Regions from separate parts of the Mus musculus genome. Here all the other regions are linked to region 1. Evidence: chromatin loops called from intact Hi-C (ENCODE). Cell type or tissue: gastrocnemius. All regions are shown on one strand.

Region 1 (8,000 bases):
AAAATCATTTTTGTGACAGGGTCTTATGTAACCTAGGTTGCCCCTAGTTTTTGATCCTCCTGCCTCCAGCTCCCAAGGGCTGGGATCACAGGCATGCACCACCACTCCCAGCTGGGAATTTATTTTAAAATTGACAAACTGCTGTTTCGTGTGACATCATGAGATGGGTGTCCAGAGCATGGGACCACAGAGCAAGCTCATCAGATTGAGTCAAGGGTCGTGGTGGACCCACTGAAATGTCCATCGTTTTCCTTATCTGCAAGATGCTACATCTAAGTGTGTGTGTGTGTGTGTGTGTGTGTGTGTGTGTGTGTGTGAGAGAGAGAGAGAGAGAGAGAGAGAGAGAGAGAGAGAGAGAGATCGAGACCATGTATGTATTGAGGTGTTCTCCTCACAGAGTATTAAGAAGAGCTTCTTAAGGAAGCCTCCATTTTATGCCCTGTCATACTTTCTTTGGTATCAACATTGCCAGCCTACAGGGATAGCTGATGGTGATGGTGATGACTGATGACCATGGTGTTAATATTGCTGAGGGAAAGACCCTGAGCTCTGTGAGTGCCATCAGCTAAGGTATGACACCCACTCCAATGCAGCCAAGGCTGTTGAGTTTGGAAACTTAGTAAGTTGTCCTCTCAGAGGACCAAGCATTGGTTGGACTCAGGCTCAGTAAACTGTGGTGGAGACCTTGAGGCTCTGCGAGAGACAGGTCTTTGAAGTCTCCTACCTCTCATGAGCGGGGTGCATTCCCAGCCAGCACCCAGATGCCAGTGGTGCTGCTACTGGAGACCATGTCTGGAGAGTGGGGATCAAGGCTTAGTTAACGCTACGCAGAGCTGCCATTGAACAACAGCAAAGCCATGCTGCCTCCCCAGCACCATGAGGAAGGACACTGGAAACAGCTCCCCATTCTTTCCTTCCCACTGGAATGTGACTGCCCTGGTGGTCAGGAGTACTGTGAAGCTCCCACTCAGCCATTTAAAGCATGCTTGCTGCCGGGGCAGCTTAGAATCCGGAAGCTGATTTATCAGAGTGCTGTATGCCTTGGACAGAGGAATGTCTCCTATTGTATCTGTTCTTGGAATATACTCAGGGATTCTGACTTACATGTAAGGTCATTCATACAAGCATGATTTGTACCTCCAGAACAATGGACTGATCTAACCATCCAACAACAAAGGGTGGGTAAAATGCCTTCCAGTGCTGGGCATCTAGCCAGTTGGTGATATTACATACACAGCCATTAAAAAAGCATCCTCCCGAAGAAAATGTAATGACTAAGAAAATGCTTCTAACTTAAATCACATGGGAGAGCTGAAGATAGGGCCCAAGGGTTAAGAGTATACTGTTCTTCCCGAGGATGTGAGTTTGTAAGACCCCCGAAGCTGGGCCTCCGCTCAAGTCCCGGGATGAGCTGGCCAGCACCCCAGTGACCCGAGAGAAAACCACACCTGATGCAAACTGCAAGAGGTTTTATTATCAGCTAGCCATGCAGGGCAGGGGAGTTCGACCCCAAGTGGTGACAGTTGGGGGCTTTTAACAGCTAGCTGAGGAATTGGGAGGAGTTGGGAGGAGAGTTGGAAGGAGTTGGGAAGAGGTGGGAGGAGTCGGGAGGAAAGTTCTTCTCTTCCAGGTGTCCTTGGTGAAATTTACAAGGCAGGAGTGGGGAGTGAGTTCTTTCTGAATTTTTATCTCTGTGTCCTCGGCACAGGAAGGCAGGCATCCCTGGTTGTAAAGTATAGAAACAAAAAGGCTTTTTGCTGGCTATAGAGAACAAAGAGTTTCTTTCTGGCTGTATTTTTAGAGATCAGGGAAGACAAGCTTGGGGAACGTCCAGGGGCTTTACCTTCCTGGGAGAAACACTTTAAGCTGGGGTCTCACAAGTTCAATTCCAAGCACCCACATCAGGCAGCTCACAACAGCCAGAACTCTAGCTCCAAGGGATGACACCCTCTGCTCACTTCCATGAACACCTGTACTCATGCATGTGTGTGTGTGTGTGTGTGTGTGTGTGAGAGAGAGAGAGAGAGAGAGAGAGAGAGAGAGAGAGAGAGCATCCACAGGTATGAGCATCCATTTATGTGTGTGTATGCATGTGTGTGCAATGTGTGTGTGCATGTGTTTGCATGTGTTTGTGCTTGCGTGTATATGTGTGTGTATGCATGTGTGTGTGTGCGTGTGTGCAAATATAGGGTATTCAGTTTTATTTAGAAGAAAGAAAGCTGTGTTTATGAGAAGAAAGATGACCAGATCATCTGTGGTGACCTAGCTGCACCTCAGACTGAGTTTCTGCATTGGAGACATTTGGTGGCATCTCTGATTTTGAGTGTTACCACCAAAGAGGGGATGTTGGTGCATGTGGAAGATGCAAGGGATGTCACCCACTGTTGTGCAATGCAGAATGGCTCCTACAACAAGGAATTACCTAGTTTGAAAATATGAATCTCGTTAAGGTTGTAAAAGCATGATCAGAGACTGAAAGTAATTTTACTTTCTTCAAGTTTTCTAAAAATCAACACATTTCACTTTCTATAAAAGACAGATATACTTTTTTATTTAAGAAAATAGGATGCGGCTGCTGGAGAGATAGCTTAGGCTATGAAGTGCTGATTGCACAAGCCTGAGGCCCCGGGTCCAATTTCCAGCCCCCACATAGAAGTCAGGCCATGGTGGTGATCTGTAGTCCCAGAGCTGGGGAAGTGGAGACAGGAGGATCAGCGGGCTACACTGGTCAGCCAGCGTAGTGCCCGTGGTGAACTCTAGGGCAATGGCAGACGCTGTCTCGGGAATGAAGAAGAGAGTGATTGGGACTGACCTCTGCCACACCTTGTGTGTGCTCACATATATGCGTGTGCATAGATATATCACACACACACACACATACACACACACACAACTCCACACATACTACACACACACACCACACATATCATACCACACACACACACCCCACACACACAACACCACACACACTACACATACACACACACACAACACCACACACACTACACACATATTACACACCACATACACACACACATACACACCACACATACACACCACATATCACATACCACACACACACACATCACACATACCACACATATACACTATATACATATACCACACACCATACATACCACGTACATACACCACACATACCACATATATACACCACATACATACACCACACACACCACATAAAAACACTACACACACACCACACACATATACACACCACATATACACCACATACATAAAACACTATACATGCACATACCACACACAGATGCTACACACCACATACATACATACATCATACACACATACACATACATACATGTACACATGCATGCACACAAACCAATACACGCACATGAACACACATAGTTGATAAGGGATGTGTGGTACTGGGTTTCCAGGGAAGGCCAGCTCTGAGCCCCAGGTTGGTAGACAGTGGCTACAACACACAGGCAGGTTAGCATAACATTCGTTTTGGATGATAACCCTGAAGTAAGACCTCCTCAGAGAAACAAAAGTCAACAGTGTGGTACGTGGCAAAGGTAAATCTGCATCTGCCCGCTGCATCCGGAACTGTAAAGTAGATCCGTTAGGATTCTTTCAGGCTATGAACAGACAACATTTGAAGAGGAAGCCGCTGGTTTTTAAGCCCAGTGTGTGAACTGCTGAGGCTAATTATCAAAAGTGCTCTACCAGCTAACCATGAATAGGTTGAGAGAGTCTCCCTTAAAAGGCAGCAGGGCCCAGGCAATGCCTGAGCACACACAGCATTCTTCAATACACAGGGAGATTTACTCTCCATCCCGGGCTGCCAATCATAACTCACGATTGTTCTTGATAATATCTTAAGACTGAGACGTGGCTCAGCGGCGGAGTAATTACCTAGTGTGTTCAAGGCTCAGGGTTTGGTCACTAGCATGTGTGTGCCTGTGAACAATGATTAAATATGAGTGAATGAAGGGCCACGTAACCATCGAAGAGGTGGGATTTGAGGCCACAATGGCCAAGCCCAGATTTGCGAAGAGCCTTATTGATTTCGCTCTCTTTGAGAGGGCAAATGGGAAGGCATACAGGTAGCAGGAAGGGGCAGGCACACCTAATGTCCCTATCAGACTGAGCGTCCTGCTTTTTCCATTGCCCAGTCTTTTGAGAGCTGGGTGGATGGGCACTGGTGGTGGTGGTCTGGTGCCTCCCAGTGGAAAACTTCAGTACTGCAGACATCAAGGCGGCTGCTGCCTGTGTCCTGGATAAAGGGCACCTTCCTGGTTGGGAGATAGCCCGGGAGTCAAAGGCCAATAGCCTTAGAAGAAACAGATCTTAGATTGCACCTTCTCTTCCTGCCCACCATTACTTGGGCTTTTTTGTAATCCATCCTTCCATCAGTCTGGCTTCCTGACTACCCCAAAAGACACAAAAGGAAAGATGGGACACTGGGGCTCCTACAGAGTGTGTTGAAGAAGGTAGTTTAAGTGGAGAAAGAGCTGAGAGGCTGTGTCTCTGCAGTTCCTCCCCAGGCCCCTGGCTTTAGTAACGCACACCCAATCATCGTGTATTTAGGTCTTTGCTAGGCTCTGAGGTATGGAAAGGCTCAGCCCTAGCTGGGGAGGACAATGGGTAAACAGTTGTTTAATTGTATCAGTGGTAAGAACTCTCGGGAGGCAGAGGATTTCTGAGTTCAAGGCCAGCCTGGTCCACAGAGTGAGTTCCAGGAAAGCCAGGGCTATCCAGAGAAACCCTGTCTCGAAAAACCAAAAAAAAAAAAAAAAGATGCTAGGCTGGAGGAGTGGAAGAGGCTACACAGAGGGTTGGTTAACAAAAAGATGGGGGGGGGGGGCTAGTGAACAGTCTTCCAGGGCACAGCATGTAGATGCCTAGAGGCAAGAAGGAGGGTGAAGCTTTCCAAGAACCCACAGACATCAAGTGTGTGTCATGCTGTGACTTACTGAATTGGCAGGTGTGGGAGGGCAAAAGATGCGGCAGGAGGGGTCTGCATGGCCCATCACAAGGAGCCCGGTTTTGTGCCAACAGCGCTGGGAACTGAAGAGGGTTTTTCCTATTCCTCTAGGATTCAAGAGATCCCTGGGGAGGGGCTGCTCGCCTGCGTGTCATGGAGTTGCTCACAGCTTAGCCAGTAGTGTGTGTTCTTTGTGGCAGCAGAGATGCTGGGATACAGCCAGGATGTGGGAGTAGCAGTTCAGCCAAACGGGAGGAGAACTAGGCAAGCAGTACACAGATCAGGAGGAGCATGGAGTCTCTGCTCCAAGGATAGCCTGGGCTATGTAGTGAGCTCTGGATCCAGAAGGAAAAAAAAATTCTCCAGAATTATATGCAAAGGGCAAAATGTAAACGTGTCTGTTGTAGGACTGTGTCAACTTACAAAAGTCAAGGGCTTTCTGTGACAGGGACCCACGGACCTAGCATCTCATTTCAGTGAGCGCTGGCATTAGGCCAGTGTTGGTTCATGAATGGTCTCATCCTGCCTCGACATCCCCACCTGTACCTACAGCAAAACTCCTGACTTATGGATCTAAATCAGTGGTTCCCAACCTGTGGGTTGTGACCCTCGGAAAGTACATATTTCCAATGGTCTTGGGAACCCCCAAACACACATTTATTTTTGTTGCTACTTCATAACTGTAACTTTGGTACTGAGCACTGCCTCAGCTCCTAAGACCATAGGTTACTAATGCCCTAAATATAAGTATTTCTAATTGTAAACCAAGTGGAAAAGGTATCAGAGTACCATTACAGTACCCCAAAAAAACACAAGTCCAATAATATTATCTATCATGTGCATTCTAGATTCTAATTCTTTAATGGTCCCCCAAATGCCTTTTATACCAGCTTTTCTCCCCAGGTCAAGAGCCATTCAAGTTTTTGATATGAAAACGTTGATTACTTTGCCTCTTTAGCCCTGTCTATCATTGTCTGTCCGTCCACCTCTCTCTCTCTCTCTCTCTCTCTCTCTCTCTCTCTCTCTCTCTCTCTCCTTCCTTTGTCTGTCTGACTGTCTATCTACCTCATCATCTCATGTGTTGAGATGCAACTAATTATTATACACTTCCATCATTTAAAATACAGTCTGGGACTACAGCTCAGTAGGTTATAAGGGGAGTGATCAACATCCAATCCCCAGGAAGCAAAGAGAGGGAGGGGGAGGGAGGGAAGAGGGAAGTGGGGGTGGTGCTCACCAAGCATTCTTGGTTGTTTTTAGAGTGCTCCTTGTGTGCATCTTGCATCACAATGGATTGTAGAGAATTCACATCCCTCTAGGCCTCCCCCAAAGCCATGGGCTGCTACTAGCCTACTTTCTGACTCCAGACTTTTTTTTTAAATGGTGCTTTATCTACAAGCAGGTCGGCTCTATGCAGTTCTTACTGGCTGACTGCTTTCTCTCCGATGTTTTTGATGTCTCTGTTGAGTGTGCTCAACTTTGATTCCCACTGCTGACTTGTATACCAGGAGCCGGGCGCTTTTGTCACCTTGTCTGCTCCAGTCTCTTTGTCTAGGCTGATGCCCCATGGCTTTTCTTTTGCCTGCCCTCACACTGACTTCTAGCTTGTTTTGAAGACTCCAGGTCGTTCCTTGTCTTGTAGGCCAACCTACATTCTTAGTCTGTTTGCTTTCTCATGCTTGGACCTAGGCTTGTCGTTTGACAGGCGTTCTGTATGGGGTGAGCTGGCTGCTTGCTGGCTGTTGCATCTCCAGGGAGGCACACAGTCGCAGGTCTGCCCCCTGTTGGGGAGGCCCTGGGTCACTGTAATAACTACAGATTTTTTTCATTTGTTTCCCTTTCTGATGGATGGGTAGCCCAGGGGACACCAGTGTGACACTGTGACTGTCCTGCCTCCTGACCATAACCACTCTGTGCCTTGAGTATCAGTGAGGATCACAACCGAAGTCCCTTTGACACTGGGATTTCCGAGTGGTAAACTCTATGTAGATTGTCATGGGTATCCTCCCGGAATGGTGTGTTCCCTCTGACCGCTGTGGAGTGACTCCCTTGTGGTCATTATTACTATTGAGCTCAGGCGGTCCCCCATGAGGACTATGGGGGTCATCTTAGACCAGTTCCTTTGACCTTTTGTCATATTTCCATCAGTATTTGAGTTCTCTTGCACCTGCTGGTACAGAAAGGACTCTGACGCTCTGTCTTTGGAATTAGCTGTTTCTAGGACTCTGCATTCCTATCGGTGAAGAGTAACAAACAACCCCCCCCCCCCCAGCAGAGGGTGACTCCTCTAGGGTTTCTTGCCTTCTGGTCCTTTATACCCACGGTAGCAACAGCAGCCATAGATAGACTCCGGCCAACGCCACTGGTCCCCTTCCTGCCCACCACCAATCCTGGGCTACATCAGGCACACAAGGAGAGTAACAGTGTAATATTGGTCCCTGACGGGGAGACTTGCAAAGAAGAGAATCTAACCCTGAGGCAGGTCTGCCCCTTTCTTGGCAGGTATGGGCTTGGTCAGTGTCTCTGTGTGGAAGAACCACAGAGAGACTCTTGTTCCCGCTCCTTCTTGATAGCTGCCACCCAGGGCTCTTGTTGTGCATCCTCTGCTTGTCGTCTGTACTGGGCACTTCTAGTGAATGTCCCTGAAGGGCAATGGTAGCTTGGAAGGGTACAGGCCAGGCCAGCTGGATACAGCGGTGGATTAGAAATACATATAGAAGATATTGTTGGTCACAAGCTTGAGGTCGGTCCACAGCATGTCAGGGTGGCAGAGGAGTTACTACAAGCACAGGTGACTGGATAAAGTGACTGAAAGCTGGTCAGGTCAGTGTGCCTCCAGTGAAGTCTCCAGCCAGCCGCTCAGGCCTGGGACTGACTGGAGCAGTGTAAGAACGGTCCATTTTACAGATGGAAAACCTGAGGTTCCAAGAAGTCAGTTCCACGGCCTTCATCTCAAAGTTAGTCATCCCTGAAATGGATGCTCCTCGAGACTACTTTTCAGCAAGAGAGCTAAGGATGGGAGTTTTCT
Region 2 (8,000 bases), 93 kb before region 1:
GACAGCCATCCCTCAGTACCACAGGGAACTGGTTGGGCTCCCCCAGGGTTCTAACATCCGATAATGCTCCAGTCCCTTAAACAAAACAGTATCATATCTTCATATAACTTAGGCACATCCGCCAGTCTAGTCTAAACCACCCAGGGAATATTTACAGAGAATGTAGCATAAGTGCTACATAAATCATTGTGGCACTGTAGCGTTCAGGGAATAATTACCAAAGTCTACGTGTTCAATACAAATGCAACTTATTTCCTGAATGTTTTCAGCCCTCTTCTGGCTGAGTCCTGAGTGACTTGCTCATGTCAGATGCTTTCCCAAGTTCTCATTTGCAGTCATTTTTACCTCTTCTGTTCCTACCTGTCTCCCAGGTCACTTTTTTGCCTAAAGATTACATTTGTCTGTTCTCGAATTTCATAGAAATGGGTCATGTAATTGAGTTTAGAGTCTTTTGTACTAGATGATGTCTAAAATTGATTCTGAGAATTTCCTATTGTTGGTAATTTTTTTTTAATTCTAAGTAGAGTCCCATTAGTTGAATTTACTTCAGACTGGTTATGTTTGCCAATTGATGAATACTTAGGTTCTTTATAGATTTTAGCTATTATGAATAAATCCTCTATGGACGTTTGTGTACCCGTCTATCAGACAGAGTTGAGCTCCTCTTCCACAAATACCTTGGCATGTGACTGCTAATGACACAGTAAGTATAAAAAGTTAACTTTGTGAGAAATGGCGAAAATGGTTTTGAAGAGTATCTGCCCTCCCCCACTCAATGTGCTGGACACATGTGGCCAAATAAAAACTTTTACTTATGATACCTTCTCACCCACGCTAAGACAGATTCCCCCCACCCCCAGCTCATTTTAGTGAATTTGGACTTGCGTTGTCCTAAAGATGGATGATGCTGGACATTTTCCATGCAATCAGCACCTTTTCTGGATGCAGCGGGTTGCTAGCCCTGCCAAATGCCATTCAGAAATAATGCAGGAGTTGGCATCAAAGACCCCTGCTGCTCCTCCTGCTCTGTTCCATTTCTCCCTCGTTCTCCTGGACGTGACCACTGTTCTGTGGTCGATACGCCTTTTCCATGAGTGTTTTCAATTCTCATTAGCATGTATACATTCAAAACAATATTAAGCAATGTCATGTGTGTTTTGAAGCCTCCATGAAATCTTCCATTCTGTGTTTATACTTTTGTGATTTGCCCCCTTTCCCCATTCTGGGCTTTATCCGTGTTGATACAAGTAGACCTAGTTTGTTTTACCCACTGCAGAGTTCTCCAACAGGCACCTTCCTATCGGTGGGCCTTTGAATGTTTATCCTACACTAGTCTCCTCGTAGACTCCTGTGCCCATACCTCTGGGGCTGGTACCTAGAAGGAGCATGTCCTTTGGAGATGTACATCTGGACTTTGCTAGATAGTGCCAAGCCGTTTCAGAGAGGTTCCAAAAATATATGCTGCCACCCATGGAGCGCCAGCGTTTCCACTTCCCTAGCCAAGCTCATCAGGCTGGTTTCTGCCATCTGATGGCTGGCAGAGCTGCACGATGGGATTGCCTTAGTTACATTTGCCTGTCCTTCATTGCTAATAAGGTTGGGGACGCTTCATATGCCGCTACCTCAAGTATATGTTCCCTCCCCTCAGCCTCCCATACCCACACAGCCCAACTTACCTATCATGCTAGCTTTCAATTCTTGCTTTATCAAGCATTCTCCACTGTGGTGTTTTTGCCATGAAAATTTCCACTGTAATAGAACCAAGTTTACTCACCTACACTTTTTGCTTTTTATGTCCTTTCTTCTCCCTAGATCATATTATGGTACATATTTTTACAAAAAAAAGTCAGTGTTTGGTATGTGACAGATCTTGGATCTCTGTGTAATTTCTTGGATGGTTGTTTGCCACATGGCATAGACATAATCGTATTCACACTCGTTTCCTGATTAAGTAAGAATGTTTGATCTGAGGTGCATGGCTTTAATCCCAACACTTGGGAGACAGAGGCAGGCAGATCTCTGTGAATTCAAGCTAGCCTGGTCTACAGAGCGAGTGTCAGGACAGCCAGGGCTTCCTAAACAGACCCCTGCCTCAATAACAGACAAACAAAAAAAAAACAAAGACTATCATTCCTTTATTACTGAAAAACATTTCTTCTCTCTTCATGGATATAGTTCTTTGGGGGAAATTGGGTACTGGGGATTGAACTGAGGCTTTGTAGGCAAATGTTCCACTACTGAGCCCTACCCCAGGCCCTTCTCACTGATGTGACAGGCACTTTGCTGTATTTCTCACATATCTGTGGTGTACTCCTGAGCTTGGTGTTCTGCCTGGAGGGGTGGGGCTGTTTGCATGCCAACTGCTCCTTGTTTTCATTATCACGGTGTTATTAGAATTCTCTGAAGGAACAGGTCCCCAATTCTTCTCAGTTGTTTCTGGGTAGTCATGACCCCCACTCTTTCCACTGAATTCTAGGACTAGATCCTTGTTCTAGGGACACGTTTTGTGATAGACGTTGAATTGGTATTGTGATAGAAGCTGTATTTTGCTTGTTTGTTTATTTTTGAGACCATCTTGTTGAGACCATCTAGCTGGCCCGCAATTTACTGTGTATACCCTGCCAGCTTTAACTTGTGGGTGAGCTTACCTGCTTCTGCCTCCTGAGAATGTACACTGTCATACCTGACTGGCACTGTGTTCCCTGATTTCATTGGCCTGATGGTTAAGCTTGATTGCAAGGCATCCTTAGGCCTGTCTGTGAGGGCATCTCCAGAGGAAGCTGGCATGTAGGAGAGCAACTGAGGAGAAAGATGGCCCCGACTGTGGGGCGGTGCCATCTAATGTGTTGAGGGCCCAGGTGCAATGAAAGAGAAACACCAGGAGGGCCATTGAACACGGGTGTTGTCTTCCTCTTCTTCCTGGCTGCCTGCAATGGGAACTGCCTTGCTCTGCCCTGCCACACCTTCCTACCATGATAGACTGAAACTCAAACTGAGCAAATAGGTCCTTCCCTTAAACTCTCTCACTCAGTTTTTTTAAAACTAAGTTTTTAAAATGACCATAGTGCATTTCATTGTGACTTTTTTGTATATGTAGATTTCTCCCTTATATTTCATTCTTATTCACTCTGTGTGTGTGTGTGTGTGTGTGTGTGTGTGTGTGTGTGTGTGTGCGTGTGTCTGTGTGTCTGTGTGTGTGTATAAATGCACACATTTGATCTGCATATATAGCTCATGTATGCATCACATGAGCTATGTGAAGGGAAGTTTAAGCTGCAGCAGAGACCCCAAGATGTCGGTGATGTGAGTAATGTGGGGGTGTCTGCCAAGGAAAGCTGCCAGCTCCAAAGCGAAGCCATGTGGGCTGTTCCAGGCAAAGCTGTGTGGTTGGATCTGAGTGAACCTGATGGACAGAGCTCATCTCATGTCACCCTGCACTGGATGCTCAACATGGACTCCCAGACGTTACTGTTCATCCTGTAGGTTCCAGCCTAGCCTTGGTCCGGTCCTTCCTTGATGATATCCGCTTCCCTTTTTAGAATGGGATCATCTTCTCCGTGCCACTGTTTAAGGGTGCAACTATTTTATTTTATTTTATGTTACAGGCACTTACCATTAGTAATTTGCCTTAAGTCTCACAGGAAACTTTGAACTTGGCTTTTGTCCAATGCTAGAATTTGAGGCTATGGGGACTCAGGGAGATGAACTGAATGCATTTTGCATGAGATTGGACGTGAGGTTTTTAAGGCCCTGGGACAGAATACTATGGTTTGAATATGAAATACCCCCCACAGGTTTGTTGTTAAAGGCTTACTCTCTGGTCAACAGTACTATTTTGGGAATTTCTGCAAACTTTAGGAAGGGAGGCCTATCTGGAGGTAGTCAGTCACAGAGGGATATCTTGGGAGCTGTATCTTACCCTGTCAATACCTCCTGTCTGCTTCCCATTCACCAAGAGTTGAGTAGTCTTAGCTACACACTTATAGAAGTTTAGACATGGCCTTTCCTATCATCACGTACACCTTCCCCAGGTATAATCCCGTTCACTACTGGTAGGCAGCATGATGGTGATGTTTGGTTATAGCAGAGTCTGGTGAATTTTCACTGTAGAGGGATCCTCTTGTAACTGGATTTCTTCTGGGCCTCTGCTCCTTTGATTTAAAAAACAAAGCAAACAAAATCCAACAAAGAAGAGAAGAATAAATAACGATGAGCACATCTGGGGGAGTTCCTTCTGTCCCTTGTTCCTTCCCAGATGTTTCAGCCCACCTTTCAATTTTTCCCAGGCACTGCCAGCCCATGTCAGTCTTTACCAGGGCTGGTCTGAATGACAGCTGTCATCTTGAGATATTCCTCTGAACTGTCCCCCAGTTTTCTTTGCTTCTCTGTCTTGTTTTGGGGGTCACACCTCTTCTGTTTCCTTGGTTTTCTGCCATTTTAAAAGCATTGCTCCGCTGTAGATTTCTTCAAAGGAAACGCATCTGTTCTGAACCTGCAACCGTGGACAGTTCCTAAACGCCATATTTCAATCTGAGCTCTGGATACCCCCGAGACAGGAGCTCTAGACTCCTTCCTGACACCGGGGGAGGGCAGGTCACTGGCTTCCAGGGTTAGAAGGGGTCTTACCTCCACATGATCCATGCCTGTGAGCCTTCCATGGCCTTTCTGAGTTTTCATATTTAAAAACAAGCTCATTTCTCTCGTCCTCCCCTGCAGTGTACAGGGTTCCGCTTTCTCCTCCTCATCCCACTTGTGTTCTGCCATCTAATGCTTTATGTATTCTATAACATTGTCAACTCTTGTCTTATCTTATTTTCCTCTTTGTGGCTGTGTATCTAATTCTTTTCAAGTCCTTCTAATTGAGTTTCAGGAAAACACAGAACTAGACAATCTGCTTCCATTCAAGCATTTGAACCCTAAGTATTTATTATGTCTTTTGATTGTTGCTGGTTCATAGGAACGCTGATAGTTTCTATTAATACACCCTGAACTGCCCCATTACTTCTGACTGTTTGCATGATTTCTGGGATCTTGGAGGCAGACAATTATATTGCAGGGGGATGTCAGCAGTCTCTCCCTTTGTAATCTTTTTTATTTCGTATTTCTGTTTTTCTCGGTTGTTTCTATACAGTATTTAAAAATCGATGGTCATGAATAGCCTTTTTATTCTTGATTTTAACAGAAAAGCACCTAGTGTTTTCCATTAAGTGTGAAGTATATTGTGGTTATGATTTATGAGTCCAAAGAAATTCCCTTCTGTTCCTAACCTGTGGGGAGCTTTCATCTCATAGGGGTACTGACTCCTTCTGCCAGATCCGGTGTTCATTCTGCATGTAGGTTAGTTAGCTTGTGCATGTGCCTACCCAGGGCAGGCAAGCTGTGAGACTTGGCAGCTACTGAAGGAGAATGGAGAGGGGAAGGGAATGGGCCATGCTGTCTGAGCCAGCGCAGAGGTCAGACTCACGGTGGACAAGGAGCCACTTGGTGGGGGAGGAAAGCCTTAAAGAAAGAGTAAGGAAGCCCAGAGTGTGGGGCAAAGTACACTTGAGAGAGAGAGAGAGAGAGAGAGAGAGAGAGAGAGAGAGAGAGAAGCAAAGAAGTCAGGCTACCCTGAATGATTTAGAAAGGCTGGCAGACTTACATAGTTACCAAGCTGTGTGTGGCCCATTAAGCTACTGGCCTAGTAGCAGGGATTCTGGGGCAAAAAATTACTGTCTCATTAAAGGACTTGCATTTTGTATTTATTGTGTTCTTGGATTTTAGCATGTATTTTAAAATGACTATTTGTATTTATTATTATTGTGTTGGGGGTAGGCGGTATGTGTATGCGTATGTGTTCTATGCGTGCCTGTGGAGGTCAGAGGACAACTTTGTGGAGTCAGTTCTTGCTCCATCTTTCCATGGGTTCCACCATTGAACTCTGGCTCTCAGGCTTGTACAGCAAGCACCGGTAGCTGCTGAGACATCTCAGTGGCCCAGCCTGTGCATATTATTTTTATAATCCTTTAATGTGTTGAGTTTGATGAGTTTTCTGATGTTTTCACACTTCTGCGTGTCTAGAATTTGCTAGTGCTTATTTCAAATTTTTACACTTAACATGCTAAGTGGGGTTAGGAGGCAGGCTTTTAAATTTCTTCTCCCGTGTTATTTTCCTTTGAAGTTGTCTAAAGTTGCTGTCGGGTGTTATAAATGGAGTTGAATGTTTTCGTCTTGATTTCTGGGCAAGACTGTTCGCCATTGTCTGTTCCTTAAACATTTGTGAAAACTTAACAGGAAAACAACACAGGACTATTAAGGTTTTCAACTTAGATATTTGACCCCTGGATCAATTCCTTTGAAGGTTATCGATTTTTTGCAGGGTTTCTATTTTCTCTTGAGTCAATTTGGATGTTTTTATTTTTCTGGAAAGTCATCAACAGTAACACACTGACAGTTCTGGGACTTGTTGAAAAAAATAGCATCTGTACCCCATTCCTGCAATACCCAGAAAGTGGAGAAAGATCAAAGGCAAAGCATGCTGGGAATTTGTATTATTCCGAAGGAAAAAAAAGAGCTATTGATTAATACTGTGCTTGAAGTCAAGTGTCCATGTTTAAAATGTCAGTGTAACCACTTACATAATATAAATGGACTCTATAAATGCCAGGTTTGTGGAGGGAGATAGGAAATAAGATATAGTCAATATAACAAAGTTAAGGCAAGGCAGAAGGAACAGAATGCAGAGGAAAGTCTAGTTAGGAGGAAGCAGGTCTTTAGGGTGGCTCTTGGGCAGCAGCCCTTTGAAGAAGACCTGAATGGATGGATGTTCCCTTGGCACCCTATACTGAGTACTCATTGCACAAGTCCCTCATACACCTGTGACTACCCATCATGCACCTGTGACTACCCATCATGCACCTGTGACTACCCATCATGCATCTGTGACTACCCACCATGAATCTGTGACTACCCATTTGCTGTCTTTTCCTCCTGCAAGAAGGCACATCCCTTTACTGGGCCACTTGTCTGTGGGTTCTAGGCACCTGACACAGTAAATGTTTCAGTAAGCATGATGCATAAATATAAACAGACATGTCAATAATTTCCGAAATGCTGCTCGGCGAGGCTGACCTGCTCCAAGGAGGCAGTTGAATGTCTGGGTTGATCAATGAGTCAGGGATTGGGAGAAGTACACGCAGCCTTGAATTCAGCTGGGGAAGAGTGTCGGCATGAGACATCTCACTCAGAAGTGCCTCTGAGCCCTGCAGCTGTCTGTGTGGCTGTTACAAATTCTATCAGCACTTCTGATTGCATTGGTAGAATAGCCCATATGCTTGGCACTAGTGTTTCTCAAACATCAATGTGCTCATAGCTTACTTACTGTGTTGTACTTTTTAGAATGTAGATCTGGTGATAGAGGAGGCTGGAGGGGTCTGAACGTTACCTTTAGTAGAGGCTCAGTGGTGGCTCTCTGGCTGTGCTTTATACAACAGCTACAGGCTGTCATTTGTACTTCGAGTCTCCCCCTAGCACTCAGTGGGGGTTGGGGTGGGGAGAATAAGTTAAAATTTAAGTTTTTTGACTTCTAGGGTAGAGTATAACTAGCACCCAGACCTGCATTGGCCAGAGTAGGGTATCCCCTGTTTCTAAAACTTCATATTAGCAAGAATATGAGGCTTTCTCGAGCTCTGCCTGGGGCTGTGGGGTGGGACTCACTCCTCAGGTGGCTATACAGTGACCACCCCTTGTGAGTTTTCCTGTTTCTCAGGCTGAGCCACACAGCCTGTCAGGACACGTTGCATCCTGGGAAGCTCTGGGCTCTGCGATTCACATGCACTTGTCTTTGATCTCCGGCTCCCCCACACGTTATCCACACAATCAAAATCCCATTTCCTTGTCTCACTTCAACTCCCTCTAGCCTGCTGTCACTCTGGTCCCCAGGCAGGAATGCCGCCTTTTGTTTTTTATATCAACTGCCAGCTCTGGGAAGCCTTGCTTGGTACACTAGGGATGATGACACA
Region 3 (8,000 bases), 74 kb before region 1:
CATATAGTCCTAAAAAATTTTAACACATATAGATTCATATAGCTACCCCAATAGCCAGGATGTAGAAACTCCATCACTTCCAAAATGTCCCTCCTGAAAGCTTCAGGCCAGCCTAGTCTATATATCAAATTCTAGGTCAGCCAAGGCTACATAGTAAGATCTTACCTATTTTTTTTTCTTTCTGCATGCCTTTTTCATACATACCTCCACCATCTAAAGCCCTGGCACCTTCCCCAACCTCTTGGCTTTATCTGAGAATGTCACATGAATGGAACAGCACACTGTGTGACCTTTGACCCAGCTTCTTAGCATGTGGAGACTGTGTTCAGTCAGCATGAGGCCTATGGTTGAGATGCAAAAAAGGTCTGGGGTTCCACTGTTTCTTTCAAAGGCAAGACCAAAGCAACTCCCATTAGCCTCCAGTACGGTTCCTGGTACTCTGTAACCTGCATCAACCCTTGGAACCAACAATCTTCTTTATTCAAGCCTTTCCAGATCACACTTGACTTCAGAATGAGTCTCAAAAAGTCTCAGAGACCTGTCAAGGCACCGGCTTCACCTAGGACCCTTCTATCTGGAGGCGGTATGCATTCTCAGTGGTTGGGCGGCTTAAACGGTGGGAGGTCATCCCATGACCCATGCTTGAAGTGTAGGAACCAAGAACTTCTGTGTTTCAGTGGGGCTTCCGTTATGTCCAAGAGGAATATTAAACAAGAGGGAAAGATACACATCCCAGAATCAGGGGTAGAAGGCTGTAGGTTGCTCCCCTCTACTATGTACACACTTAATATTTTAAACTGGAGGTTCCAGGGGATAGAGTATCTTGACAAATGTCATTCAGCTGGCAGGTGGCCTCTTGATTCTGCTTAAGGCAGACAGCGGCAGAAGGGCACCTTTGTTTCTAGAAGCATCCTGAGTAATAACACACAGGCTTCTTCTCTATGGAGCTTAATGGACTGAGAATTTGCAGTCTGATATACCTGGGCGAGATACTTAAGCAGCCTCGCTGCTTGGCTTCAGGTCTGTCTGTCTACCCCAGGTGGGAGCTGGCTTTAGGAAGGAACCTGTGCAGCCAGCAAGGCCTCAGCTGACACCAGAGTGGGTGACTTAATGGAGAAGGAGATTCCTAAGAACAGAATTCTTCTCTGGAGGCTGTCCCACCCCTCTCGAGGGAAGGAGCCCAGCTGTCCTGGAAGGCTGTGGACATGCTTTTCCGATTGCAGAATACTTCTCTTTCATTTTGAATATCATTTGTTTGGTTGCCATGGCAACGTCAAAGGCTCTATTTTAATGCTAACCTGCGTGGTTGCAACTTTCTATATATAAATGCTGCTTTGCACACTGAATTAGCGGATGCCACGGGGAAATCGTGGCTATGGGGACTGTGGCAGAAAATGACCAGCCTGTCAGATGTGTATGAGGACCGACTGCTGGATTGAGGTGAGTGGGAATCCTGGCACTTCTTCAGTCATTCTTCAAACAGATGCCCCAGGCTAGGAGGAGCAGGTACAGCTGCTGACCGGAGCTAGGAGTGGACTCTGTTTCGGATGGACTTTGGTGATTCTCTGCTTTCTCTGGTCCTTATGACTTTAGGAAGTCTGGGTTGCACGGTGACCAAGGTTCCAAAACGCAAAGGAAGTCACTCAGATAGGATAGGTACCTGAGATGGAAGTGTTACTGGCTTCTATGGATTTATTTCCATTCTCTGATTTGAATCTTCTTTTTATTTCTTCATTCCATCATGTGGCCAGTCTTTCGAGGCTCTCACTGGTGCGGTGGAGTACTCAGGGGAAGCCTGAAAAGATTGTTGGGAAGCAACTGGTATCATTCCCCCATTTGAGAGAATAGAGAGGTGACATGTTCCGGCACAGGTCACACAGCAAGTGGGGCAGGAAAGTCGGAGTTCTGTGCGGACCCTCTGATTCTTCAGAGTCACATTGTGAGCTTTCTGCCCTGAGGTCAGGGCAGCGTATGGAGCGCACACATCAGTCAGGGGAGCTGCAAAAGGGAAATACAGTCAGGAATATGCCTTTCTCTGCTCGACTTGGGGAAACATAATGAGCACACGGTTGTATAATGAGATCCAGAAGACAGCCTTTGAGACAAGGCATGAAGTTCAAGTGCAGAAAACTTGTATTTATATGGATTCATGCACTTTCTACGTGGGACAGTTTTGCCATGGACAAATTTTTCTGAGGCTTCATTTCCCTAGGGACACACAGAAAGTGTTGAACATCTTCCCATGGCTTTTCAGTGAGTTGGGTCACAGTAGGGGTGACCCCATGGAGGACAGAGCTAGGATGTAATTGGGATGTGTGACGGGTCTGAGGACAGCATGCTTTGCAAACCTCAGGCATCCACAAGTGTCAGGCTGCAATCCTATTCTCCAGTAGCTGACATGGGAGGATACTGGCTGAGCCAGAGCTCTCCTTGGATCTCCTCTCTCTTTAGTATGATGCAGCACACAGGGCAGTGGCACGGCTAGAGTATCGCCTTTTGGTGCCCTGTCCCATAATATCAGACACAAGCAAATATCTCAAAGGTCTAGGTCTGAAGACATCGATCCCATTCGTTCCGTTGCTTTGTGTGAGATTGGCTCTCATTTTGCTCAGGCTGCTCTTATACTCTAGAACTTAAGTGATCTTCCTGCCTCAGCCCACTGAATACATGGAAGAGCTTCCGTTGCTTTGTGTGAGATTGGCTCTCATTTTGCTCAGGCTGCTCTTATACTCTAGAACTTAAGTGATCTTCCTGCCTTAGCCCACTGAATACATGGAAGAGCTTCAGGTGCATGCTACTGCACCCTGCCTGCAATCTCACCCCTATATTCCCTTCCCATCTCCCTCCTCCTTTCCCTCCCTGTATCTCCCTTCCCCTCTCTCCCCCTTTCTTTCTTACAGTATTTCAAAATATAAGTCAGACTGGAATCTACATTTCTCCTGTCTCTGTCTCCCAAGTGCTGGTCACAGTCCTGATGAGGTCACTACCCCACCTAGCTCTCAAGGAAAATAATTCAATAAAGGGAGATTGTATCTGGGGATCAGTGAATCTTGAGCCTTGAGTCCCAAGCCACATGTTGCCTGTTAGTCAGTGTCTAGCCTGAAAAACAAAATGTCCTTGTACTTGTGCATAGCAAGAGTCAGTGTATATTTTAGTTCATGAAGGGAAATATGAATTTTTTGTCACTTAGCACTTTCAAAAGAAACAAAAGTTTGGATGCTGCTGGCCTTAAGTGGAAGAGTGACCAAAATGAGCCCAGGATCCCTCCAAAATGGCTGTGGATTCCCTTTCCAGTGAAACTCTGGCTCCCCAGGAGGGAGAAGGGCAAGCTTGGGTAGGATCCATGTGCAGCACCATTTGGAGAAGCCTGTGTAGAAGCACAAACAGGGTCAAGCTGCCCAGCTGGGAGATGGCTGGTCTGGTGATAGGAATATAGTTGTCTGTTCTCTTAGCCCTGCAAGCAAGAATAATAACACCTGCAGTGCCCAGGTCCCCCAGGGCTGCTCCAGACAATATCCTCAGGCAAGATACCTTGTGACCCAAGCCCGTGGAGATTTCTGTCACTGATACTCTAGACCCTGGAACACTCATCCTGTGTCCTTAAGGCCTGCAGGAGACAATTCCCCATTCCTCCTGGGAGAGTCCAATCCAACCTCCCTCCCGTTAGACTTATGTCCCCCAGTGCTGGCTTTCTCTTTCCCCTCATGTGACTTTCTGGTCTTATGGTGACTGTCATATTTCATGCATCTGCCCTCACACAGGCTGCTATGCCAGGCTAGTACACCTATCCTATTTTGGCATCCTCACACACCTACCTTGCTGAAAGCAGGACAGATCTTCCAGGGTCTCTTTGGCCCAAGAAAATGTGTCTGTGCTTCCCACAGGGGAAAGGTTAGACCAGGCTTGGGAGCAAGACTCAGGGCTGGGCAGGAAGCTGGTCACATATGTGCAGTTCTTAGAAACTGCCCCACTGATAGCCCAGAAACTAGCATTCAGCTGCACCCACTAGGATCAGTGGTAAGAGGTCCTGCATGGGCAGCCTGAGGAAAGTGGTACTCAGCTCTTTAAAACCAAAAGCATATCTTCAAATGACAGGGTATGCAGATGGCCAACAGATAAAAGCAGCAAGCACAGCTGGTGGCCAGTGGGCAAAATCAAGGGCAGAATAGTGAGATTTACTACTTTATTGTAATTTTGATTTTTGTTTCCCATCACACACACATATATACACACACACACAGAGAGAGAGAGAGAGAGAGAGAGAGAGAGAGAGAGAGAGAGAGAGAGAGAGAGAGAGAGTGTTTCTTTTAAATACTTTTGAGCTGGTCACCAACATCTTAAAATCAGCACTTCTCACACACAAAAATTCAGAATTTCAGCTTCTCTCTCAAAACTGAGAGAGCACACTGCGGTTACACCCAGCCTGCTGTCCAGTGGGGCTCTGACATGCGGCAGCTGACTCTATCTCCAGTGTGCTTTCCAATTTGCCTCAAGTTCCCACCACCTCTGCCGATAACCATTCTTGAGGCCAGTATGTATAGTCTTATATTTCACACACATATCCACAGCAAGGATTGATGGCACCTGTCCATAATGGGACTGTGCAGTTGACTGCAGTTGCCCCTTGGAGGCCAGAAGAGGGTGTCAGATCCCAAGGAGCATGAGTTACAAGTATTTGTGGGCCGCCTAATGTGGGTTCGAGGAATGGAACTCAAATCCTCTGCAAGAGCAGTATGTGCTCTTAACGGCTGAGCCATCCAGCCAGCCCCTCAATCCCTTTTTGGATGACAACAGAGTGAGGATTCCACACTTCTACCTGTAGATTCATTGATGTAATGCTGCTGGATGTCTTAGTCTGCTTTGTGTCTCTCTGATACAGCAGAGAGTAAGTAAGTTACAAAGACTAGAAATGTACTTGATACATAGTTGTGGGTTGGGGGAATCCAAAACCATGGCAGTACCTTCTGTTTCGAGACTTCTTAGGGCGTCCTCCCATAGCAGAAGGCAGAAAGGCAATATCTCTAAGAGTGATACATATGAAGAGGCCAGCCCTGTTTTGTTAACAAGCGGTAACTAACCCACTCCTGATAGCAACATTAATCTATTCCTGAAGGCTGGGCCCTCACAACCTAATTAGCACTTAAAGGTCCCAACTCTCAACATTCTTGTGTTGGGTATTAAATCTCTAATATGAAAACTCTTAGGAGTATATTCCAACTTAAAAAACAAACAAACAACAACAACAAAAACCAAACACAATTGGCATCTCCAGCTTACCTTAAAGACAGTTACTTGGGTGCCTTCCCATAGGCCCAGCAGTGTGTAGCCCTAGTAACACAGCTAGAGAACCATGTCTCATTCTGAAGGACCAGGTGGGATTATCAGGCTGATCAAGGGTAGCCAAGCATTCAGAGGAGCTGGAAGGTCTTTAGATGAAAATATGATAGTATTTTTTGTAAAGTTGGGGGGTTGCAAGACAGGATTTCCTTGTATAGTCCTGGCCGTTCTGGACTTATCTCTGTAGACCAGGCTGGCTTCAAACTTATAGAGATCTGTGTTGCCTCTTCCTTCCTAAGTGCTGGGACGAAAGGTGTGCACCACCTCTGCCTCGTACTCTGTCAGCTCTTTATAACATCTAGGCAAGCATCAACCACAGGTTGATTTTAAGTCTCATACTGGAAAATCAGATAAGATTTCACAATCACCAGCCATCTCTCTGGCTAAGGGCTTTGATTGCTTCAGTAGACAGTCTATGTGAGCCTTTCCCAATGGTGTACCCAAGGCCCTTGAGAAGTTTGCCTCCCAGACACCAATGGCCTTGTCTCCCCGGCCCATTTCTTTTCTGTGTGCTTTGGAGAACTGGGGTGGGGATTAAGTATCTAAAAGCCCTCCCGTTGTAAATAGACTGTCACATGGGCACTGCAGTCTCCACCTTCTAGATTATTAGAATTTTTTCTTTCTCGTCTACCCTTGTTTTTGGTACACAGGCCATTCCAGGAAAAAAAATGAGGTCAACATGCCAGATAAGTTGACAAGTATTGTTCAGAGTCTGGAAAGAAGAAGCCTATTTATCTTGCCTGCTGCCCCCTGCCTCCTACCCTGCTTCCCCCCCCCCCATACACATAGGGCTTCATGTAGTCCATCCTCGCCTGTGAACTAGGGATCAACTTGAACTTCTTGTTCTGTCTGTCCCTACCTCCTGAGTGCTGGGACTACATGGATATCACTATGCTTTACCATGCCCAGTTTATGAGCTCTAAGAATTAAGCCTAAGTCTTCATGTCTACGCAGGCATTCCGTCCGCCCAGCTCCATCTCAGGCTCATGCATTTCTCATGCACATCCGTGTTTGGAGACCAATTTGAATAGAACACTTTTTGTGCCAGGAAGTGGCAGACAAGTGCTCATCCCAGGTCACTCAAACCAGAGGAACAATGACTGGAGAAGTTAAGCAGGGTGGAGCACACCTCCCAGGAGACAGTCCCCTTCTAGGCTTGCAGAATTCAGTGCAGAGGGGAGGAGGCTACCCTGATTAGAGAGTTAGTGTGGGAGCCTAGTCTCTAGCTGCCTCTGCCTCTGCCTCTGCCTCTTGCTTTGGTCAATGAGTAGAAGCTACCGGTTAGAGCTCCTTGTTGTCAGGTCCCAAGCAAAACTGCTTGCAACCACTTAGCACTCAGTGGCCTTCTGGGAGTCCGGGTTCACCCCTGGATGCTGGTAAGAGTTCTTTGTGGTGAGAATGTATATGCTGTTATTTTCTTACTTACCCACTTAACAATCCACTTCCCCCTGCTGCTTCCCCTCTCCCCAGTTAACAAGGCTCCTACTAGCAGTCACCATTGCCTTCCCTGGGTCAAGTGGATAATGAGGGAGCTGGCTGCCTGGCTTCCTCTTCAAACTAGGGTGTTTACCTTGGGAGGTAGCAGAGGTTCAATACATAGACTCAGAGGCAGCCTTGAGTGAGGAGGAATCAACACTAGGTCAGGAGACAGAACACCAAGTTGAAAGCACACTGTGAAATGAAAATAAGAAGCAATTCCCCTAAGGTTTCTATAGGAGTCAAATAAGCTAGTATATGTCAAGTTTCCTGGCCTCTAACAGTGCAGCAGCTAGCGGCAACAAACATAGGATCTCATGGCAAAGTACAGGCGGTAGAATTGATTGAAGATATCCAAGGGGGGAAAATGGGAGATGGGGAACTTTGATTCCTGCATCCCTTCATTCATTCTGTCGCCTTGGAGAAAAATGCCTGCATGGGTCATTTCAGGAAGGGTGGTAGGGCCTTGCATAATAGTCTATAGGTCCTGGAATGGTCTGTGCATACCTTGTGCTGGAAATCTCTGTCTTCCGGTTGTCTTGTCTGGCTAGAGCTTTGAGTCTTGGTGCTGAAAAATAGTTGGATGAGGATTTGCAAAAGGAAAAAATCAAGAGGGCTCAGCCCAACAGCTGTTTGGGATGTCCCTGTACCCACGAGAGTCAGATGCTGATGTGCCGCTGAATTCCAGTCTTGTCATTTCTGTGTCTTTCCTCCTGCTCCTTCTGTCAGCCTGCTCAGTGTCAGGAAGGTTGGGCAGTATTGCTCTGGGGCATTCCACATAGCCTGTTGGGTTGGTCTGGATAGCACCATGAAGCGAGCCTCAGTTCCCTCATCTGATGGAAGCTCGCATGGGTTCATCCAGAGACCTAACAGGTGGTGGGAAGCATTGCAAAGCAAATCCTTTTCTGTCAGAGTTTCTGCCCTCTGACTGAATCTGAAACTTCTCGAGGACAGAGAGATTTACTATTCATAGTCCAGGACGGCCTCAGACTCATGACCTTAGGGTCTCAGCTTTCTGAGTGCTGGGTCTACCCTGTGCCACCATGCTGGCTTGTTTTCTCATTATTATGTGCTGGGGAGAAAAAGACAGTTTCACATGGGGTTTTCTAAGCTTATGCTATTAGTAGAATGTGATTGGAACGCTAGTGTTTGTTTTTTCTGTGATTTGCTGGAGAGCGGGAGCTGGG
Region 4 (8,000 bases), 110 kb before region 1:
TGTCTGAGGACAGCAGGGACCGAAGGGTCTGATAGAACTTTCTGCAGTGATGAGAGTGTTCTCTAACTGCCTGGTGCCTTGTGCAGCTACTGGCCACACGTGACTGTGAGGTATTGGCAGGGTGGGCAGTAAGGCAGAGGAAACGATTCTTCTATTTTATTTGAGCTTGAAACAACTTAATTGTAACCGTTGGCAGCTGCACATGAACATTGGCCAGCACCTGGCGAGAAAGTCAGGGAAGCAAGAGATGAGGTCACTCCCCATTGCTTTGTGCATGATGCTAGATAATGTGAAGTTTAAAAGATTTACTTATTATTTTTATATTAAGTGTATGGGTGTTTTTTTTTCCTGTATGTTTGTATATGTTTCACATGCACGTCTGGTGCCAAGAAGGCCAGAAGAGGGCACTGGACTCCGTGGGTTTAGGATGGTTGTGAGTCACGGTGTGGGTGCTGGAGACCAGTGCTCTTAACTGCTGAGCTCTCTCTCCAGTCTCATAATATGAATTAAAAAAAAAAAGAGTTGTGCAAAGCCTTCAGATAGTTTTCTTTAGAGAGTTGGTATAATCTCATGTGTGTGTGTGTGTGTGTGTGTGTGTGTGTGTATGTGTGTGTGTGTGTGTGTATGTGTGACATTTGTTTAGTTGTTTGTTTGTTTATGGTGATGGGTCTACATTGTCCAGGCTGACCTTGAATTCCTGAGCTGAATTAATTCCTGATTTATACCCATTGATACTCATGTGTCACTCTGCATGGTGCTCTCATTCTCTTTGTCTCTCTGTCTCTCTGTCTCTCTGTCTCTCTCTCTCTGTGTATGTGTGTGTGCAAGTATGTGTGCATAGGTGTGTGTGTGCATGCACATGCATGGGCTTGTGTAGGCCAAAGGTCAACACTGGGTATCTTCCTCAGTCACTTGCAACCTGGACCTCACCAATTCAGCTGAACTGGCTAAGGCCCATACTCCAGGGATTTGTCTATCTCAGTCAGCCAGGGCTTGGGTGACAGCTGATTATCACTGCTAAGCTTTTGTGTGGGTTCTGTGTGTCTCAGGTTGACCTTGAACTTCTGATACTCCCTCTCCTACCTCCCAAGTGCTGCAATTACAAGTGTGGTCCACCATGGCTGATACATGGTAAGCGAGCCCTCTACCAACCGTGCCACAGTAAGCGAAGAGAACAAGTTTCTTGTTGGATTTGTTAGATTTCCCCTGAGCATCAATGTAGGGATGACAAAAAGCCAGGTAACCATGGGAAAGACTTGGGATTAGAGTTTAGGATCATCAGGGAATTGAAAAGGTGTTAAATTATGAGTCAGGGTCAGGTCACCAAAGAAAGTAAGTCTGTAGAAAAGGAGAAGAGAGGCCAGGGATACTATGACCATTAAGATTGAGCCTAGGGCAGCCGGGCAGTGGTGGTACACGCCTTTAATCCCAGAACTTGGGAGGCAGAGGCAGGCAGATTTTTGAGTTTGAGGCCAGCCTGGTCTACAGAAACCCTGTTTCGAAAAAAAAAAAAAAAAAAGATTGAGCCTAGAGGAAAGATCTAGAAAGACACTGTGGAGGCCAGAAGTCATGGTGTCCAATCTGAGGGGAACACTGAATGCTACTGACTGGTCCAGTCCATGACTGTAGGAAAAGCAAGTACCCTTTGGTTTTTGAGGACATGAAAGCCATTGGTGGCATAAAGGAGAGTTTTTGGGGACTCTGTAAGAGAGACTTGGAGATAAGGAAGTGGAAATTATGACTGGCTCATAATATTGTCAGTGAAAAATGTTTGCTATTGAAAAACTAAAGAATAAGGCAGGATCTGAAAGCTTGGTGGTGACAGGTAGACTGTTTTGAAGTATGGGCGTTGTAGGCTGATTGGGAGAGCAGGTAGGGTGCTTTTGTTGGTAGACTGCATTTTCTTTCCCGGGATGTGTGTGTGCATGATGTGGGTAGGATGGAATTTGTGTGGGTGGTTAAGGAGCAGTCACTCCGATGATGGCTCCCGTCTTTGTAACTGAAGTGTGAGGCAACGCCATCATCAGAGAAATACGTGATTGTTTTTAAATACGGAAAACAAACCCACTGGGTGACCCTAATAGGGGACTGGGCTGATTGAACTAGTCTCCAACTTCAGTATGCAAATGCATCACTGGGGGATTGATTAACAGGCATTTCCTGAGGTGAGCCTGCTGAGCTCTGGACCCCACTCTGAGCATCAAGATTCCACAGTACTTCATCAATGGGGAAGCTTAGGAAGACATACCATTTCCCACCTGGAATTGACCATTTACCTCAGAACTTGCCCATTGCATTGACGTGTAGAGTGAGGAGAAATGCTGTCTATTTGAGATTGCGGCCTTCTAGTCACATGTCTCCTCTCAGACATAGCTGGGGAGCGTAAATGGAAAACACAACTGAAACAGAACAATAGCAAATAAATAAAACCTGGAGCCTGGATATTTCAATGGTAATTGAGATTCTGAATTAATTTAGTGTGGGTGGTGTTCTACTTTTTCAAAGCTCCCCTGGTCATTCTGATATTAACTCAAGCATGAGAAGCACCTGTGCAAAATACCAGGTCAAGGGAATGACCATGGGAGGAGGTTGCAAAGATGAGGTGGAGGCAGGGTTACCCAGTGATGTGTGGGCTCTGGTCTGTATAAACCATTTGAGTCACTCAAAATGAACAGTTGAAGGCCATTCGAGTTGCTTAATCTTTCATAGACCAACAAAAGAAATGCCAAGCCACTTGGCAAGAGCAGTGTGCCCTTTACAAACTTTGAAGTGACCTCATTGTACCCAAAGCCAGAGTTTCTTGGGACATCTGGTCTACCCTAAGTATACACTCCATGAGGGAAGGTGGTTACTCAGATGTTTCTGTCAGTACTGGTCTTCCTAGAAAGATTCAATAAAGGCTATCAGAAGTTGAAGCAACTTAAGCCACCCAACTGGGTCAAGAGCAAGAAGACTGAAAATACTGAGAGCCCTGCTTAGACAATAGGCCCATCCAGTTGTCAAAACTCATGATAGCCTAAAGGTCAAGAGTAAAGCATCCTTTCAGGAAATGTGAGGAGGAATCTGGGAGAGTCAGTGTGACAGTGCACAGAAGGTGTGGTGTATCTGCTGGCACTTGGCTCAGCAGCAAAAGCAAAAATGTGTGAGGTAGAGTGTTTAATTGGCTCTCATAAATGAAAAGCCAGCAGGTTTGTGTCTGGAGGCTTTGATGCTCATGGAGTTGTGTTATGTGACCTCACAGAACTCCCCCAGGGAAACCTGTCTCCTGGTGTTCATTTCTCTGTCTAGTTCCATTCCCTTGTTCTTGATGACTCCTTTCTAGTTACAGAAGCAGTGGACTGTCACATGAGAATAGGCCACAGGACGACCTTGACTTTGAACTTGCTCTTTGCAAACCCATCCTGAGGGACACTATTTACCATGCTGTGAGATGCTTGTATGGCAGGGAGCCAGGTTCCCTGCTATGCTTAGTTCTGTGATAAGCCAATGACTGTGCTTGAGACCAGAGTCCTCATGTGGGGCCTGTGAGAGAGTCTGAGTGAAGCTCAAGGTTTTAAAAAACTGGACCCAGGAAACCAGTGTCCAGAAACTAAAGCAAAACAATTATTATTTTAAAGGACCACATTTGGGGCCTATTTATTATGTAATAATAAATAACTACAGGAGAAGAAAAGTTTTCATCTCCAAGCTTTTTTTCTTGAGTATATGTGTTTGGTAGACTTGTACGTTCATTTCACATGTGTGTGAGTGTATGTGTACAAATGTACATGTGTACACATGTGTCTCTGGAGTTTAGAGATTGACATTGGGCATCTTCCTCAGGTACCCTCCCTCCACTTGAATTTTTGAGGCAAGGTCTCTTTGTGAACTCAGAGCTTCACCATTTGGATACTGGAGGTAGCCAGTTTGTTGTGGGACCCCCTGTCTCTTCCTCCCTAGTGCTGGGATTGCAGGTGACTGTAAGTCTGCTCAGCGTGGACATGGATTCTGGGGCTCCAAGTTCTGTTCACAATGCTTGTACAGCCGGTGATCCATCGACTGCACCATCTCTTCAGCCTGGCTTTACCTTCCTTGGCACCAGCTCCATTCTCTAGCTTAGTAACCTCTTCATAATGATTTCAGAGGTGACAGCAATATTTTTCAAAAAGGAAAATCACTCAGCAACTTTCAAATGATGAACAGCCCCCTTCTCTCACAGAATGAGAAAAAGACCGTGGGTAACACCCATTGAAAAAAATCAGCGTCCATTGACTCCAGAGAAAGGACTATGGGCACTCGTGAGATATGGTAGGGATGAAATCCTCGATTTTCAGCCATTAGTGGAATGAGATATGAGAGATCCATCTGGCCCTCAGTCAGAAAGAGGAAGTGGTGTGGTTAGCATAGCAGAAGTACATGGAGAAGTCTTGAGATATGGAGGCAGAAGCTTCAAGTTGACCAGTAGGAGCCAGTGTTTAACTGTGGGACACTACTTGAACACATATCCATACAAAGACATTAAGAAGGGAGAATGATGGCAAGGAAACCCAGGCAGGCAACTATTGACCATTCTTTTGGGTAGATAGCATTAGGCTTTAAGCTTCTGTGATAAGTAGGATAATAGCAAGTTGGGCTAGACATATCAACTACAAACAGTCAGTGTTGAAAGGAACCATAGTCATTGCTCATTTCAACTCCCTGTTAAATGTGAATAAATCCATCAAGTCTTTTTTTAACCCAAAGTTCCCATTTCCCTTTCCTAAGTCTTTAGAACTCTCCACATGGAAAGGAAGAGATGGATTTCACCTCTTTTATTTCCTGCCTCTCTTTTCATTCCTGGGTAGATGGAGAGAGAGAGAGACAGAATGAAGGAGTTGGTACTAAGGAGCTAGACAAAAGAGCTACAACATTTTTGAGATTCAGCAGGAAAATAGAGATGCCTGTCCCTTAACTGTACCCATTATATACCTTGAAGTGGGAAATGAAGGCTGACTTGGTCCCTCTGCATTTGGAAGTAATTTAACTTACTGTTTGAGGATGCATTAGGTTGGCAAGAGTGTAACTTTGGGAAGGTAGAATTTTCAGAGAGCACCAGGGACTGGTACACTGAAGTGGTGACCCAGGGCAACTAATCTTGCAAAGTGATGGGGATTTTGCTTCCTTTTACACGAAGGGCCCTGCCTGTAGATGTGTTAGCATTGTTCTGACTGGCTCTGCTCCACCTGGCATGAAGTTCTTTCCCATTGTACTACTTATCTCTGTCAATTGCATAGAGGGTCTTAAAAAGACGCATTTCACTCCTTACTTCAGAAATTCCAGTGCAAGGATAGGAAGCTGACCTCTGCCTCAGCCACGTCAGAACACTGGAAAGACATCTCTTAATACTGGAAAGACACCTCACATCTCTTAATACTGTGACCATCTTTAAGCTTTACACCAGCTAGTAGAAAGGTTTGCAAGTCCCTGCCTACGTGGAGTGTTTTCAGCTGAAGCTGCTTGCTTCAGCATTTATTCTGGGAGCCCAGGAGGGCCATATGGAACCCTTTCTTGAGATCCCTAGGAATGCACTCCAGCATGTATGCACTCCAGATCTGCACTGGGCCAGTGGACCCAGCTGTATTTGGTAAGCAAGGGCGTGGCTAAGAGAGGAGCTGGAAGGGTGTGTCTCTGCTCTTTGCACGTTCTGATGATTCACACAATCCTGCTGGCTGTTCCACAAAATGAGAAGATGGAACTTGGAGAAGGTCCTGGAACTGGTTAAAGTGAGTATCAGGCAGGTATTCCTCGCTCCCGTGCCCGTAGCCACCACTTTGTCTCTTGGGTCAGGATTTTAGTTATATTCAGAAGGCAGTGTCTGGTGCTGGGGCTGTGCCCAGCTTCCAAAGCCCTGAGCAGATCTACTGTTATGCCTAAGGTACAACCTTCCTCTGCCACCTCAGCCACTGGGATGAGAAGCTCTGGTTCACTATTAGCAAAGGAAGGATCCTTTCTGCTTGGTTCCTAGACCACCCTAGTCCTCCTCATCACTGCACTTTCTCCTGTGAGGCTCATTCTCTGTGGTGAGTGTAGAGTCAACATCTAGGCAAAAGTCACAGAATGAAGACAAAGGCAACCACACTTCTGCGTGGTTAGCTAAATCATCTCATCTGAGTTGAGGAAGCCACCTCGAGAGTTCTTCAGGATGATGCCAAGGGACTTCAAGTTGAATTTGAGTCCAGCCTGGACTACATAGAGTCTGTTTCGAGAAGCCAGCTGATTGATCAACCCAACAAATGATCAACTAAAGGACCAGCCAAAATAGCAACAAGAAGCAGGTTTTCACTTGGATGAAGAAAGGAAGGCAGGGACAGCATGAAGTGAATCCGCACAGCCAAGAGCCCAAGAGTTTGTTAGCACCCCGAGTCCTCTTAGAACAAAGAGGTCCCAATGTCTATTAAGTCCCACCCTTGGCTTATGGTCAGGAGCTGCCAGGGGTGCCCTGGTATGCTTGTCTGGAGATTCAAGAGAAGTCATGGGTTCAATTCAGTGCTGAGAGTTCTGAGCCTATGGGCTGGTAAACTTCTGAGAGACAAGTCCTTCTGGAAGGGAACTGGGGTATGGGGAGGAGAATGAGACAGGAGTGGGTTGTCTTGGACGCATACTGGCAGCCTGGAGTGGACACTTGTTCAGTGTCACCTAGCTGATGAGACACATCAAGTCTGTTCTGCTTGCCCTGGATTTCGGAGTTGAGCTGCCGGTACTGCATCCTCCAAGTTTCTCCTCCTTCTCTGTCTGGGGGGTGGAGTGAGGGGTGGATGTGTGAGGCCTGTACCTGGCAAGGCCCCCAGTGACTGAGAAGAGGGACAGGTACCTCTGATGTCCCATCTTTCTTCGATTTTCAGTTCACAAAATGCAAAACTGAGATAGCATCTCTTAGACCTACTATTCTACTTAGCCAGGGTAACACAGGGAGATGCCCGTCTACAGATGAATATAAGTGGTCTTTAGAAAAGTGCTCATTGAATGACTTCCTGTGATGGCTAGGTTGTTTGTTTGTTTGTTTGTTTGTTTGTTTTTGACAACTTGACACAAGCTTTAGTCATCTGAGAAGAGGGAACCTCAGTCAAGAAAAAGCCTTCATCAGATTGGCCTGTAGGTAAATCTGTAGAGTGTCTTCTGGATTAATGGTCAATATGGAAGATCTTGGCACACTGTGGGCTGTGCCAAACCTAGACAGCTGGTCCTGGGGTTGTATTTAAAAAAAAAAAAAAAACAAGCTAAGTGAGCCATGAAAAACAATCTGGAAAACAGTTTTTCCCCAGTATCCACTTGAATTCCTGCCTCCAGGTTCTTTCTGTGAGTTTCTGCTATGACTTTCCCCAATGTTGGACTCTAAACTATAAGCTGAAATAAATCCCCTAAGTTGGTTTTGGTAAGTGTTTTATAACAACAACAGATAGGCAAAGTAATACACAGTGTTGCACAGTAATACACAGATACTCTGAGTCTAAAGAGATGACCATCAGCTACTTGGTCTGCCATTGTTGTGTGCAGCTTTGCTGAGGGATATTTAACCAGGGTCGGGGGTATCTGGAATGTTTTAGGGGATCAAAAATTGGGGCAATAATAGAAACATCATAGAACAGAAGGTGTTGGTCCAGAAAGAAGTGTGGCATTCCCAGAGACTGGTGAGGGAAAGCAGCCCAGGCCCTGAGACCAGGAGGAGCAGGGGCACAGAGATGTCCAAGGGGGATTTGGAAAATCCCTGAAAACATGCTTTCATTGCCTTGTGCTGAGCATGGAACTCAGGGCCTTGTAGTTGGGGGCCCACATTCAGCTCTTGTTCTCTGTTTAGAAAATAGCCTTCTGTCTGGCTGAGAAGAGCTGGGGTGAAAGAAGGAAGGGAGGGCGGGAGGGAGGGAAGGAGGGAGGGAGGGAGGGAGGGAGGGAGGGAGGGAGGGAGGAAGGAAGGAAGGAAGGAAGGAAGGAAGGAAGGAAGGAAGGAAGGAAGGAAAGAAGGTGAAGCCTCTGGTGGGTTCTTC

The links. Hi-C counts contacts between places; a loop is a spot of excess contacts. Peaks named below come from ENCODE experiments on the same cell type or tissue, not always from the same donor. Only the 100,000 strongest peaks of a DNase experiment are listed, where the experiment ranks them.
Region 2: it touches region 1 in a loop (2.4-fold over the local background); 3 of 42 quality-filtered maps call a loop at or near these places.
Region 3: a loop joins it to region 1, with 12 times the contacts of the local background. A loop is called at or near these places in 6 of 42 quality-filtered maps.
Region 4: a loop joins it to region 1, with 2.3 times the contacts of the local background. A loop is called at or near these places in 19 of 42 quality-filtered maps.

The regions. Positions count from the first base shown.
Region 1 is chr11:67,643,751-67,651,750 of GRCm38, forward strand. All of the region lies in intron 4 of Gas7 (growth arrest specific 7), which reads left to right. Among named protein-coding and RNA genes, the nearest start is that of Rcvrn, 48 kb to the right of the region's middle. In gastrocnemius, CTCF peaks have their summits at 4,211 (motif pointing left) and 6,776 (motif pointing left); DNase peaks (open chromatin) are centred at 4,212, 5,064 and 5,442.
Region 2 is chr11:67,551,132-67,559,131 of GRCm38, forward strand. It overlaps a transcript of Gas7 not described here. Among named protein-coding and RNA genes, the nearest start is that of Gas7, 31 kb to the right of the region's middle. In gastrocnemius, no CTCF peak of the experiment used is centred here; DNase peaks (open chromatin) are centred at 1,477, 2,821, 3,347 and 5,393; H3K27ac peaks cover 614 bases.
Region 3 is chr11:67,569,911-67,577,910 of GRCm38, forward strand. It overlaps a transcript of Gas7 not described here. Among named protein-coding and RNA genes, the nearest start is that of Gas7, 13 kb to the right of the region's middle. In gastrocnemius, a CTCF peak has its summit at 4,645 (motif pointing right); no DNase peak of the experiment used is centred here; H3K4me3 peaks cover 1,257 bases; H3K27ac peaks cover 5,582 bases.
Region 4 is chr11:67,533,167-67,541,166 of GRCm38, forward strand. It overlaps a transcript of Gas7 not described here. Among named protein-coding and RNA genes, the nearest start is that of Gas7, 49 kb to the right of the region's middle. In gastrocnemius, CTCF peaks have their summits at 402 (motif pointing right) and 4,444; no DNase peak of the experiment used is centred here; H3K27ac peaks cover 1,452 bases.